Linked DNA regions of Homo sapiens: region 2 is linked to region 1. Evidence: chromatin contacts called from ENCODE Hi-C or POLR2A ChIA-PET data. All regions are on one chromosome and are shown on one strand. Each heading gives the region's core, a stretch centred on a gene start or an enhancer-like site at or near the end of the contact. The rest is flanking DNA. Distances are from core to core; before and after follow the strand shown. Region 1 has its middle 20 kb from the start of LINC02997. Region 2 has its middle 13 kb from the start of LINC02997.

Region 1 (6,109 bases), core at 2,537-5,036:
CAGAGACTGGGTAATTTAAAAAGAAAAAGAGGTTTAGTAGACTCACAGCTCCATATGGCTGGGGATGCCTCACAATCATGGCAGAAGGTAAAAGGCACGTCTTACATGGCAGCAGGCAAGATAGAATTGAGAGCTAAGTGAAAGGGGAAACCCCATATAAAAACATCAGATCTCATGAGACTTATTCACTACCACAAGAACAGTATGGGAGAAACTGCCCTCATGATTCAATTATCTCCCACAGAGTCCCTCCTACAACATGTGGGAATTATGGGAGCTACGATTCAAGATGAGGTTTGGGCCGGGACACAGACAATCCATATCACCAAGGCAAGTGGATCACTTGAGGAGTTTGAGACCAGCCTGGCCAGCATGGCGAAACCCCGTCTTTACTAAAAATACAAAAATTGCCTGGGCATGGTGGTACACAGCTGTCATCCCAGCTACTCAGGAGCCTGAGGCAGAAGAATCACTTGAACCCGAGAAGTAGAGGTTGCAGTGAGCTGAGACAGTGAGCTGAGATTGCACCACTGCACTCCAGCCTGGGTGAAGAGCAAGACTCTGTCTCAAAAAAAAAAAAAAAAAAGAAACAAAGAAAAGAAAAAGAAAGAATTCTTATTAGTAAAGTAAATGTGGTTCAAGGTTAAAGCTCACTGCCCACCCCTGCCTCTGGCCCAAACACATACATAGGGACCTGTGTGGCTTCAGAGCAAAAAACCTCTAACAAAGGCCAGCAGCAGAAGTGTTTGGACAATGTTGTACGCAGTGTCAGAGTTCAGCAGTTGGAAAGATTGTTTCTTTGCCATCAAATATTTTAAATTTCTGGCAGGGGTGGAGTGAGAGGTGGAGAAGCAAGGAGTCATTCCCTGCTTCTCCTTTCTGCCTGGTAAACTCTGGCAGGGTGAGCCTGGAAAGCACTCAGCCTGTACCCTGTACCTGCACTGAACATGAGCCAACGTGTGGGGTCTAGAATGGGAGTGAAGGCAGAGGAGGTGATGGGTGGGGCAAATCCAGGCTCCTTCCTGGCTGCAGCAACCTCCGGGCTTACCCCTCTACCTCCTACATCTTTTGTGCTCAAGGTTCACTTCCCTTTAGTGACTATTTAGCAGATCTCTTATCTTCAGAGTCTTATGACACATTCCAGGAAACACTGGCCTTTCATGCCATCCACCTCTTGCGACATTTTAGACTAGTTCTCAGAGCATGATGTCTGCTGTCCTATCTCCCCTTCCTCTAACTCACCATTTTCTACTTTTTTTTTTTATCTTGAGCTCGCATTGTGTTTAACATTAACATTTAGACAAAGAGAAACGTTTCAGCTTTTTGACTGCAGTTATCAGGGTTTTGAACACAAGTCAGTTAAACTTAGTAATCATTTATGGAACACCTGCCCTATGCTAGGAGCCTCAGTAGGTGCTCTGGTGTCAGATGTACCACATAACACTCAGGTGGGGGAAAAACAAACTAGAAAATGCTGGCCTTTCTTCCACGTACAAACTGGGTGACATAAATATTTAAATGGCCAGATATTCCTAAAAGACAAATTGGTAACAGAGTATATATAAATTTTTCTTTGTTCTCAAAAGTCATGCTGGTGATCTATTTGCATTCTGATCCTATTACACCCCAAGTGGACGTTTGATAAAAACAAAGCCAAGAATAAATGGAAATCACAAAAAATCTTGCCAGCTCTTTGCTTCAGATCTCTGGCTACTCATCTTACAGTGATGACTTGGGCCAAGGCTTCCTTCTGAGACATTTTATTAAATGTGTTCAGTAATTCACTTTTGCCCCATTAGAAGCATGGATCCTGAGATTTAATCTATCTTACTCATAGAGAATATTTGACCATTAAATACCTAAAAGTGATCTAGGTAGAAGAAAACAGGAACCATTGAAAATACAACATGAACATAATTTCACATTAAATCTGAGATGGATTTGGGTGGGTATTTGGGAGGTCGGGAGTGGCTGGTGCCAAAGGAAGAAAGGGAAAAAAGAAGAAAAAGGATGGTTTCTAACCTCCTGGTTAGAAACAAAAACCCTGGAAGGGAGGGACACATATCCATCTAACCAGCTTCTGCCTGTGCCATCTCTATCACCCGTTTCTAAATTCTCTCCAAAATATTCACGCCTACTTTTGGTGTGAGACTTGTGTAAGAAGGTTATGTTTACCATTTTATTTTTACTCTGTGAGAAGGTTATTTTACCTTGTGTGACTGACACAACAGCTGTCAGTGCTCTGGAAGAGGCAGACGCCTTCCGTGACAAGTTAAATGGCCACCTCTGGCCATCTAATCCACAGTCCTTTCCTGACAAGGAAACATCACGGGTAGCTAACGAGGTGATCAGAGTAGGAGTTGAATAACAGTAAGAAAGAATTGGAGACAGTTTAGGGGGATGGAATTGACTTGTAAGACTTAAAGATATGGATGCAAAAGAAGAGAATCTTTTGCAATGGAGAATACAGACATAGTTTGCTCCTGAGAGAAACACAGCTGAAGAGGAATTATAAATGATTGACTAGAGTACCATAATGATGTGAAGCAGCCCTGGCAGTCAGCATGGAAAGAAGGAAAGGAACCGTAGCAGCATTGTAGGAAAAAAAAAAAAAGGATTCCAAAATAGGTTCCAATATGGCTCTCAGGGTCTGATGTGGCTCCTTTCCTAGCTGTGTGATCCTGGAGAAATCATTTAGCCTCTCTGAAATTCACTCAGCTTCAATATTTTCATCCACAAAATAAGAATACTAGCTGGGATAATCTTTCAGCTACCTTCAACTCTAAAATTATTATCTTCCTCTTACCTTTTATGATTCTAAAATCTTGGGAGGAAGAGTTGGGAAAGTATTCACTAAAATCTAAAACTAAACAGCTTCAATTTTCACCAGTGATCATTTACACAGTACAGGAGGGCAAGAGGGAGGGTGTCTGCATTGAGTTAGTTTTGTTGATGCAATGAACAGTGCAGAGGGCAGGGGAGCAGGTAGGATATTCCTTCCTTCCACTATCTTTAAAAATAATAACAATACTACCTTATAGTTGTATTCTGTGTTATTCTTTTAGAAATTCTTGCAAATCCCTTGCCGTCTTTGATATTTATAGCAATTAGGTGAAATGGGCAAGAAAGTTTTTTCGTTTTTGTTTTTGTTTCACCAATGACAAATTCAGAGAGTTTAAATGAGTTTCTTAGAGTTGTAGAGCTGGTTAATGATAGGGCTGGGACTAGATTTTTGGTCTCTAGAACACTGGGGTTGGGTATTTGCTTTTGGGTACCTTTTGGAACAGTCTTCCCAGCAGTATCCAGAAACATGAGGAAGCTGCCTGGTTGTCACAATCCCAAATGACCTCAAAAAGAGGATGCAGCTTCTCAGATTGGACTGTATTTGTCTTTGGTCAACTCATAAGTATCTTTTGGTAAGAGCCTCCAAAATAGGGTGTAAACACCCTGGAGGTATACAAGGTGATGCATTAGGGTGCAGAGGAAAAATACTAAGAAAATTGCTATTTGCATTCATTTTTCATCTTTTTAAATCTAATTTTTGTGTGTTTTATGTTACATAATATATTAGCATAAAGTATCAGAATAGGCAGTACATGAGGATAACTTACAAATGGGGTATATGTTGTACTGATTTAATCCATGATCAAAACTATTTCAAGACTATGTTTTAGAAAATTGAGGGAAAGGCCTGAAGGGTGAATCATATGGCTGTTAACAGGAGTCTTCTCTTGCTCTTATCCCCTAAGATGACTCAGGGAAAATGGGAAAGGTTGTGGAAAAGACCAGGTTCAATCAGAATCTTGAAGAACATCCAGAGAAGTAGATGAGCAAATGGAACAGCTCTGACCAAATTAGGGCGGCCGGTCACATGCTTCCCACCAACACAAAGGTCTCTTTGTTTTCTGCACACACACTGCAGTTCTTTGTCAATTATAATCAACGATTCCATTCAGCTCTTCTTGCCACCACTTCTCTCCTGTCTTTCTAGTCTGCTGGGCAATAAATGTAAGGTAAAACTTCACAAGACCTTTAAAAGATAAGGTTGAAAGAGAAAAATACATCCTAATCAATGAACCTACCCAGAGGAAATAACTGGGGGATTATTCATAACTTACAACTTAGTTGCCAACTAATTTTTGGTGTTGAAGATCATTGTACTATACTGGGTAAGTTTACAAAACAGAAAAGGAATAATGGTGAGGAGAAAAATTATTACCTCTTGTCTATGGACTCCAGGAAGTGCACCCAAGATTATTAAGTTATTAACACAGAGACAAAGAAGGAGTGGTATGTAATATCAGATAAGTAAGTACTCTTTCTACAGTGGCAAGTAGAAAGTCATCTCTCAGGGTTAATATTTGGGACTTTTCAAGGAAAGAGAGAGCTGTAGAAGGGGTAAAAGGTTTCCTTACACATACAAATATTATAGGGCAAAAGGAGCCAACCTAAGGATTTTGCTCACAGTATGCCTGTGTCATTAAACCACTTTCTTTACTTGCAATTGTTGGCAGACATCAAAGCCACTGGATCACTGTTATGATATTTCATAACAGCACAGACCATAGGCGTCGTCTCATGCAATTCTGGTGTGCCTAACACAGTCCTGCCAGGAAGGCATCTGAAGGCTTCCAAGCCTGAGCTTTCTGAATTTTGAGTGTGGTACTGTGGAAAGTGCTGGATTTGAGGGGTGAAGGGAGGCCAAGGTCTTTGGTTTCTTGTTCCACTTCTGTCATTAAATTCCTTGGGTGGACTTCTTAATCTCATTTTATAGAGCAAATTCATTATAGAGAAAATTATGAGAAAGTTTCTTTCTCATCTGTGGCATTTATTTATTCATCAAACATTGTTGTATTTCCTATGTTTCAACACAATATTAAATGCCAGAAATACTAGTATTTAAAAAATACTTTTTCTCAGAGGGCACACAGTCTAAATAAAAAGATAAGACACATACAATTATGGTTAACTCAGTATAGAGCAATATATGAATGAAGACAAACAAGTGATATCTTAGTAAATGCTATTAAACGTCTTAAAGGAAAAGAAAAAGTTATCTTGTAATGCAAAAAAAAAAAAAAAAAACCCCACAAAGTTATCATGGTTTCCCTCTGGCATCCTCTTCCGCTTTGCTTTGTTCTGGCACCCATCTTTGCTGGATCCCATTGGCGTACAGATGAGAAGAGTAGAAAAGAGCACACAGCTTAAAATCACAGAACTGTGACTTCTCCTTTTTTCTCTATTCTAGAGTGTGCCTGCAGCATGCATTCATTACTGCATCTGATGGAAGCACAAAGGGAGAGACAAAGATGCAGAGAACAATGGTAAACAATTGGTGAAATGTGTTGGCAAATTGAGTCCAATGCTGTCTGTAACAAATGGCAGCTATTTTGTGTGTGTGTCATCTAAATAAAAATAAGGTGGATTAACAAACAACTGTATCTGGCCGAGGGAAGACTGCCGCCATTTTCTTAATAAATCAGTTATTGTGTGATTTATAATAAACTATTTGGACTACTTTCCTACCATGTATTTCCAGTAGAGGGATTTAGAAAGCTAATTTTAAGGCCAGGCATGGTGGCTTATGCCTGTAATCGCAGCACTTTGGGAGGCTGAGGCGGTTGGATCGCTTGAGGTCAGGAGTTTGAGACCAGCCTGGCCAACATGGTGAAACCCCATCTCTACTAAAAATACAAAAATTAGCTGGAAATCACTTGAACCTGGGAGATGGAGGTTGCAGTGAGCTGAGATCATGCCATTGCACTCCAGCCTGGGAGACAGAGCAAGATTCAGTTTCAAAAATAATAGTAATAATAGTAATAATAATAATGATAATAATAATAATAATAATAAAGGAAAGCTATTTTTTTTTTTTTTGAGATGGAGTATCACTCTGTCACCCAGGCTGGAGTGCAGTGGTGCTATCTCAGCTCACTGCAACCTCTGCCTCCCAGGTTCAAACGATTCTCCTGCCTCAGCCTCCTGAGTAGCTGGGATTACAGGCATCCAACACCATGCCCGGCTAATTTTTGTGTTTTGTATTGTTGGTCAGGCTGGTCTTGAATTCCTGACCTCGTGATCTGCCTGCCTTGGCCTCCCAAAGTGCTGG
Region 2 (5,624 bases), core at 2,195-4,694, 33 kb after region 1:
AATTCAAGTTGAGATTTGGGTGGGGACACAGCCAAACCGTATCATAGGTATTTACTTTGCTTCTGATAGAAACTCTTCCAACCCTCCACTCACTCCTGTACTTGTTTTCTGGGCACCAAATCTGAAAGGAATTTAACCTATGAGACTGGCTATTTCTATTGCCCTTGCTTTTAAAGTTGCTTCTCTAGGCATCATTTACCAGTTACCCTTGGTCCCCAGACCTCAGTGAGTATGCTTCCCCTCATAAACAAGCACACACACAGATGGTTATTAGATTAGATTATTAAATTTTTGAGAGCTGAAGTCGGCTTCATTCATCCTAGTGTCAAGTAATGTTTGCGGAATGGATGTATTTATTTCACATTCTACATTATATTTACAAATCCCTTTCATTATCTTTTTTTGACCTTCTCAAATACTGCGTAAGACAAGATGACAAACAAGTATTATTATCCTGGTTTAACAGATGAATAAAATTTGACTCAGAGAGGTTAAGGAACATGCTAAAAGTCTCGCTAGTAGGAAACGGCAGAGCCAGAATTGAATCCAAATTTTTGGTTACAAAATTCTCTGTTTTTCGCCACGGGGTTCAGACACTTGTCACCTACTCAATGAAAATGGCCACCACAATTCACCTAGAAGTAACCTGGGCTGCTCATCACAAACACCATTCAAAGATATTTGCATTTTGTTCTTGACCCCTTACCTTCCTGCTCCTTTCCAAAACAGAACACCACACTGGCCACTAGACAAAACATAACAAAGATAGCTCAGAGCTAAAAATAAGGAGATTTAGGTTTTTCTACAGTGTCTTCATAGCCAGAACTAAAGTACAGGATGTGTCATTACTCCCAGAGGAGCTTACAGTCTAATCTTCTCATTGTGTAGGGACCGAATAAAGCAAACTCCTTTGGCTGCCTCAAATACTGGCCAGGTCAGTGATAGGCTCTCCAGAAATAAATTGTAGTCAAAGTGAGCCACACCAATCTGAGTATGTTTTCTCATCTGTGAATTCATCTGGTCCTAAATTGAACTGAATCAATGAATTTATAAATCATGTCTTACATTTCTTTACTGTTTCCATGTGATGGATAATTTTTTTATGTTACATTGATTGGACTAGAGGGTTCCCAGGTATTTGATTAAAGATTTTTCTTGGTGTGTCTATGATGGTGTTTCTGAGCTGGGAAATAGGTTTTCTCCTGCCTTCGGACTTGGACTCAGACTGAAACCATTGGCTCTTCTGTTTTGCAGGCCTTCAGACTCAGACTGGAACTGCACCGTTGGCTCTCCTGGGTGGGTCTCCAGCTTGCTGACCACAGACCTTGAGACTTCTCAGCCTTTAGAATCATGGAAGCCAATTCCTTATAATAATATATATCCTTTTCCTAGTCTGTGGACTTTTCCCAGCTCCAGACAGACAACCTTCTATAAACTCCAGGATGCTCCATCAATGCCGTCTGGACTCTACAGATTTTGACCCTGAAGTAAAGTAGGAAAGGCTATGAGGACATGTTAAATGTTGTACTACCGCCTGAAGCCTTTTCTTCTTTAAATTTTTCAACAAGAGTTGAATGCACACGTGGAGCTTAATTGGACAACAACTTTTCTCCTCTTCTGTGGGATCCCGTCAGTGCTTTAAGCAATGAGAAGGCAGCTCATTTCCAAGTTTGTGTGGTAAATTTGGGGCAAGTGGGAGAAAAGAAAGAAAGGCTGAGTCTTATAGGGTGTGATTTGGTTCTAGACATGCTTATGTTACTTTTTATAAGATTATCCATTTGACTAGATTTCTTTCCTGCTGACAAAAGAGGCAATTTCTACATATAAAATAAATCTGATTAAAACTCTTTCTCTGTTCCTGTCAAGGTAATAGATGCAGACCCCAGGAACAGAATATATTTGGATTCCTAGTGTGTGCAAATGATTGTTTATGTGATATCTGGTGCCAAGACCCACAGACGGCTCCTGTACTGCCCTGTAAAAATAACGGGAATGGAAAGCTTTTCCTTAGGCATAAAAAGTTAATTTTATTTCTTATTCTCTTTCACAGCGGTAACTATTACTTTGTAATTTTCCTGGTATTTTGTTGGCAGCCAAAAATAACACAAGTAATAGTCCTTGCCTACAATATGCAGCTCCGATTCATTTTGCTTAGCTCAAGTTGCCTCCTATAATAAAGGTGGTGGCACTAGACCTTAAGCATAGGTCTAAACTAGAGCAAATTTCTTAAGCCCGTTTTTAATCAGAAAGGCAGAACAAGTTCAAATCCTTTCCATTCCTTTATCCTAGTAGGGTTTTTAGAACACACCAAATAGCAAGAAATGAATGCAGCTTTAGTAATTAACATTGATAACTCTTCTCAGCCTCCAACTGAGTGAACAGCCTCTTTCAGGCCAGTCAAGAACCATTCTGTATAATCCTATCTGCATGTTATCTTGACAGTGGGAGATAGTGAGTCATAGACAAAGGCCAAGGTGTTGGGCCTGAGCTAACCAAGTGCGTTGAGAATGGAGGCAGTCTCCCAGGATCTGGGACAGGTGTGAGGAGCCACCAGGAGCCAGGGACCATTAAGTGGATGGGTTAGTCAAAGCATTACTTCATAAATCCAGGCGGCCACAGAGGTCTGCGTATTTACAGACACCACTTGTCAAGAGAAGTGGCAGCCTTGAAACCAGAAGGCACAAACACTGAAAAATCAGGTGGTTCAGGCTGCTAATGGTCCTATTAGGCAGTCACGCATCAGAGGACCCATGGTAGACAACAGAGCACCACAAAGGCCCCATGTGGGGCATGGCTTCTATGCTAGAATCCACCTCTATGCAGACAAAGGACTATCATGTGCTTCTTCTCTTAAACAAAGAAATCCATGTGTGGCTTGTCCAGGGCATTCAGATGCAAACAAGCAACTTAGACCACCAAAAAGGGATATGGCATTGGCCAGGGATATGCATTCCTGAAAATGTAAAACATTACTTTGTGCCTCCTTTACTTAAAGCAGTTAGTGAGTAACTAAGTTACGGAGAAGCTTAGAAACTAAAACACTCTGGCTTGCTTTGAATGTGGCCATTTTTACAGGTAAGAAAGCTGGGACCCAGAAAAATGCACTGATTTACCCAAGGAAGCAGAGCTGGGAACAGAATACGAGGCTTCTAATCTACTGATCATTTCACTGTGTCACACTATTTAAGATGTAGAAACAGCTGAATTCATCTTGTCAACTCAGAATCCTTTAGTATCTGTGTCCAGAGGAGGATTTGCCTCCACTCTAAGGGCTTTGGGTTTGTCTGGGAAGGGCTTATTTTTCACTTGCTTTCTTAGGTAGGAAATCAGGGTGGGAGATCTCAGTCAGCATCAGTGCCTTCCTTCCTGTGGATCTGGATGTCTTTTAATGCACTCATGAGCCTAGTGTGAAGCCTGGCCACAGAGATCCTGAGAATTGTACTCAAGAGAGTTTGAGCTTCAGATGTCATGGGTGCTCCCTGTTCTAGAGATAATGGTGTAAAGTGACACAGACACAGCATGTGCTGGCTGGAGGACAGATAAAAATAACAAATAGTCTTAATTGAGTACAGTGATTCAATTTTGCAAGACAGGCAGCAGCTAAAGAGATCTATTGGCACTTTATAGGTAATGTTGAGCGATAAAATAATAGTGATGATTATGCAGAGGACGAAGAGTAGCAAAAATTGCAGTCTCTGTGTCTTGCACAGTACTTAGCCCATAATTAATATAAATTATGTATCTTAGCCGACAGTACTTAGATGCATAATTAATATTACGGAATCGGATAAACTGAACTGATGACTATGACCCATAATCCATAATCATGACCCATGACCATGACAGGGATGGTGCAAGATTAGTGTGAATTCTGTTTCAGTAGGTGAGGACTAGCACAGACTGGAGATAAAACTGTGGTTTGGCATTCTTCCATTTTTACCTTGCTCATTTTTTAAGGCAGGCAGTTTGTACCTCATTGATTTTCACTGCTCATCAAGTCCTATTAGCCTATTCATTAGTGATGGCTTCATTCCCTTCCCACAGTCTGTCTCCTGAATGACACTTCCTTGTGTTAAGGCTGTGCTTAGCCCTAGCCATGATTGCTGGGTATCGACAGAATGTGGCATGACCAGCAGGGCCTGCTGGCTGGCAAGTAGCACCCTTCTCCAACAACACATTGGTACCCACAGAAAGAAGGTGGCAATTTCCATTACAAGGAAGATCAGGTTGTCAACTGATATTATAGTTCCAGTCTCTCTCTCTCTCTTTCTGTCTGCCACCCACACACCTTCACACTCACTTGTCTAAATATAAATATGAACACATTATCATAACCCCAAGCCTGTTCTTGCAGCTAAATTTATTTTCTCACTGGAACCACAGTTCACTTGTCAGCCAAACTAGAGGCCCAGAGTCATCTCTCTTTGTTTTGCTCTTCCCCACATCTGATCAGGCACCAAGCTCCAACCATGCTTCCTTAGACACCACTCTTGAGACCTCCCCTTCTCTGTTTTTCCACTTCTATTGCTCTAGTATAGTTACTATATTATACTGTCATCTTTCACCTGGACTTAAAGACTCCAGATAGTTCCATCTTTCTAATTCCTCTTCCCCAGTGCAAAGTGAGGATGCAGAGTACCTGTGGAAAGGCTAAGGGAAGACAGACTCCAGGCATGAGAGAGAGGAATACCAGCAAATATGTATTGAACACTTAATGTGCCAGGGCATTGATTTACTAATATTTACATTTGTTTTTACTTAATTCTCACAAAAACCTGAATGTACATACTATAATTATCTCCATTTTATGGATAAGAGACTCAAGGCTAAGAAATTTTAAGTGATGTATAAGATCGTATATAAGGAAGTGGCAGAGCTGGACTCAAACCAGGGGTCCAGTTTGTCTAACTCTTAGGTCCGTGTCATTGTCATCACCACATTCTACCTTTCTAGTTGCTCTATACTAGAGGTTATCACCTAAGGGGTTTGTTAAAACTGTGTTTTAACAAACACAGATTACTGGACACAACCCCCCAGAGTTTCTGATTCAAGTCTGGGATGAGGCCTGAGAATCTGAGAAGTTGCATGTTTATCAAAGTCCCAAGAGATGATGATGCTGCTGAACCAGTGACCACACATGAAAGCCTTCGCCCCAGCCTTTGGCATTTATTTTTGGCACTTTCTCCTCAGGCACAGCACAAGTGGTTCAAACTTCAGGCTTACATATCAGACCAGTTTGAGTCCTGGATCTGCTACTCAGTAGCTCTGTGTCTGTGGGCCACTTTATTTAACCGCACTAAGCCTCAGCTACCCCTTCTACAAAATGGGAATAGAACCTACCTTGCAAAGATGTTTGAGGACGGGGAATCATGTATATAAAACTCAGAGCTCTATGATTTGCACAGATTTGAACTTAATAAATGTTAGCTGTTTAGGAATTTACAAGTGTAAGAATTTTATTTTTTTTATTTCATTTAACTTTTATTTCTGTTCGTTTCTCTCTGCCTTTTTTGTTTCTCTCACTGCCTCAGATGGCTTTGCATTTGATTTTCCTTACATTTGGAATTTTGTTCTCCAGACCTTTGCATAGCTCACTTCTTCTCACCACTCAGGTTTCAGCTGAA

What was found. A loop is a pair of places that touch in the nucleus more often than their neighbours do. ChIA-PET counts read pairs that join two places held with the same protein, here RNA polymerase II (POLR2A). Pooled maps may share reads with other maps.
Region 2: a map of gastrocnemius medialis shows a loop between it and region 1 (2.9-fold over the local background). The contact joins two enhancer-like sites. A Hi-C loop is called at or near these places in 5 of 168 maps with a recorded cell type or tissue (Caco-2, Calu3, HepG2 and 2 more) and 3 of 50 pooled maps. POLR2A ChIA-PET finds 5 or more read pairs at or near these places in 2 of 52 experiments (SK-N-SH and common myeloid progenitor, CD34-positive).

The regions. Positions count from the first base shown.
Region 1 is chr5:67,769,750-67,775,858 of GRCh38, forward strand. No RefSeq gene overlaps it. Among named protein-coding and RNA genes, the nearest start is that of LINC02997, 20 kb to the right of the region's middle. RefSeq lists a silencer at 4,432-4,726. Within about 2 kb of position 3,787, at least 9 of the 41 ENCODE cell types and tissues checked have a DNase peak (open chromatin) inside an H3K27ac peak, as active enhancers do; they include gastrocnemius medialis, where a contact is called at or near this core.
Region 2 is chr5:67,803,392-67,809,015 of GRCh38, forward strand. No RefSeq gene overlaps it. Among named protein-coding and RNA genes, the nearest start is that of LINC02997, 13 kb to the left of the region's middle. Within about 2 kb of position 3,445, at least 4 of the 41 ENCODE cell types and tissues checked have a DNase peak (open chromatin) inside an H3K27ac peak, as active enhancers do; they include gastrocnemius medialis, where a contact is called at or near this core.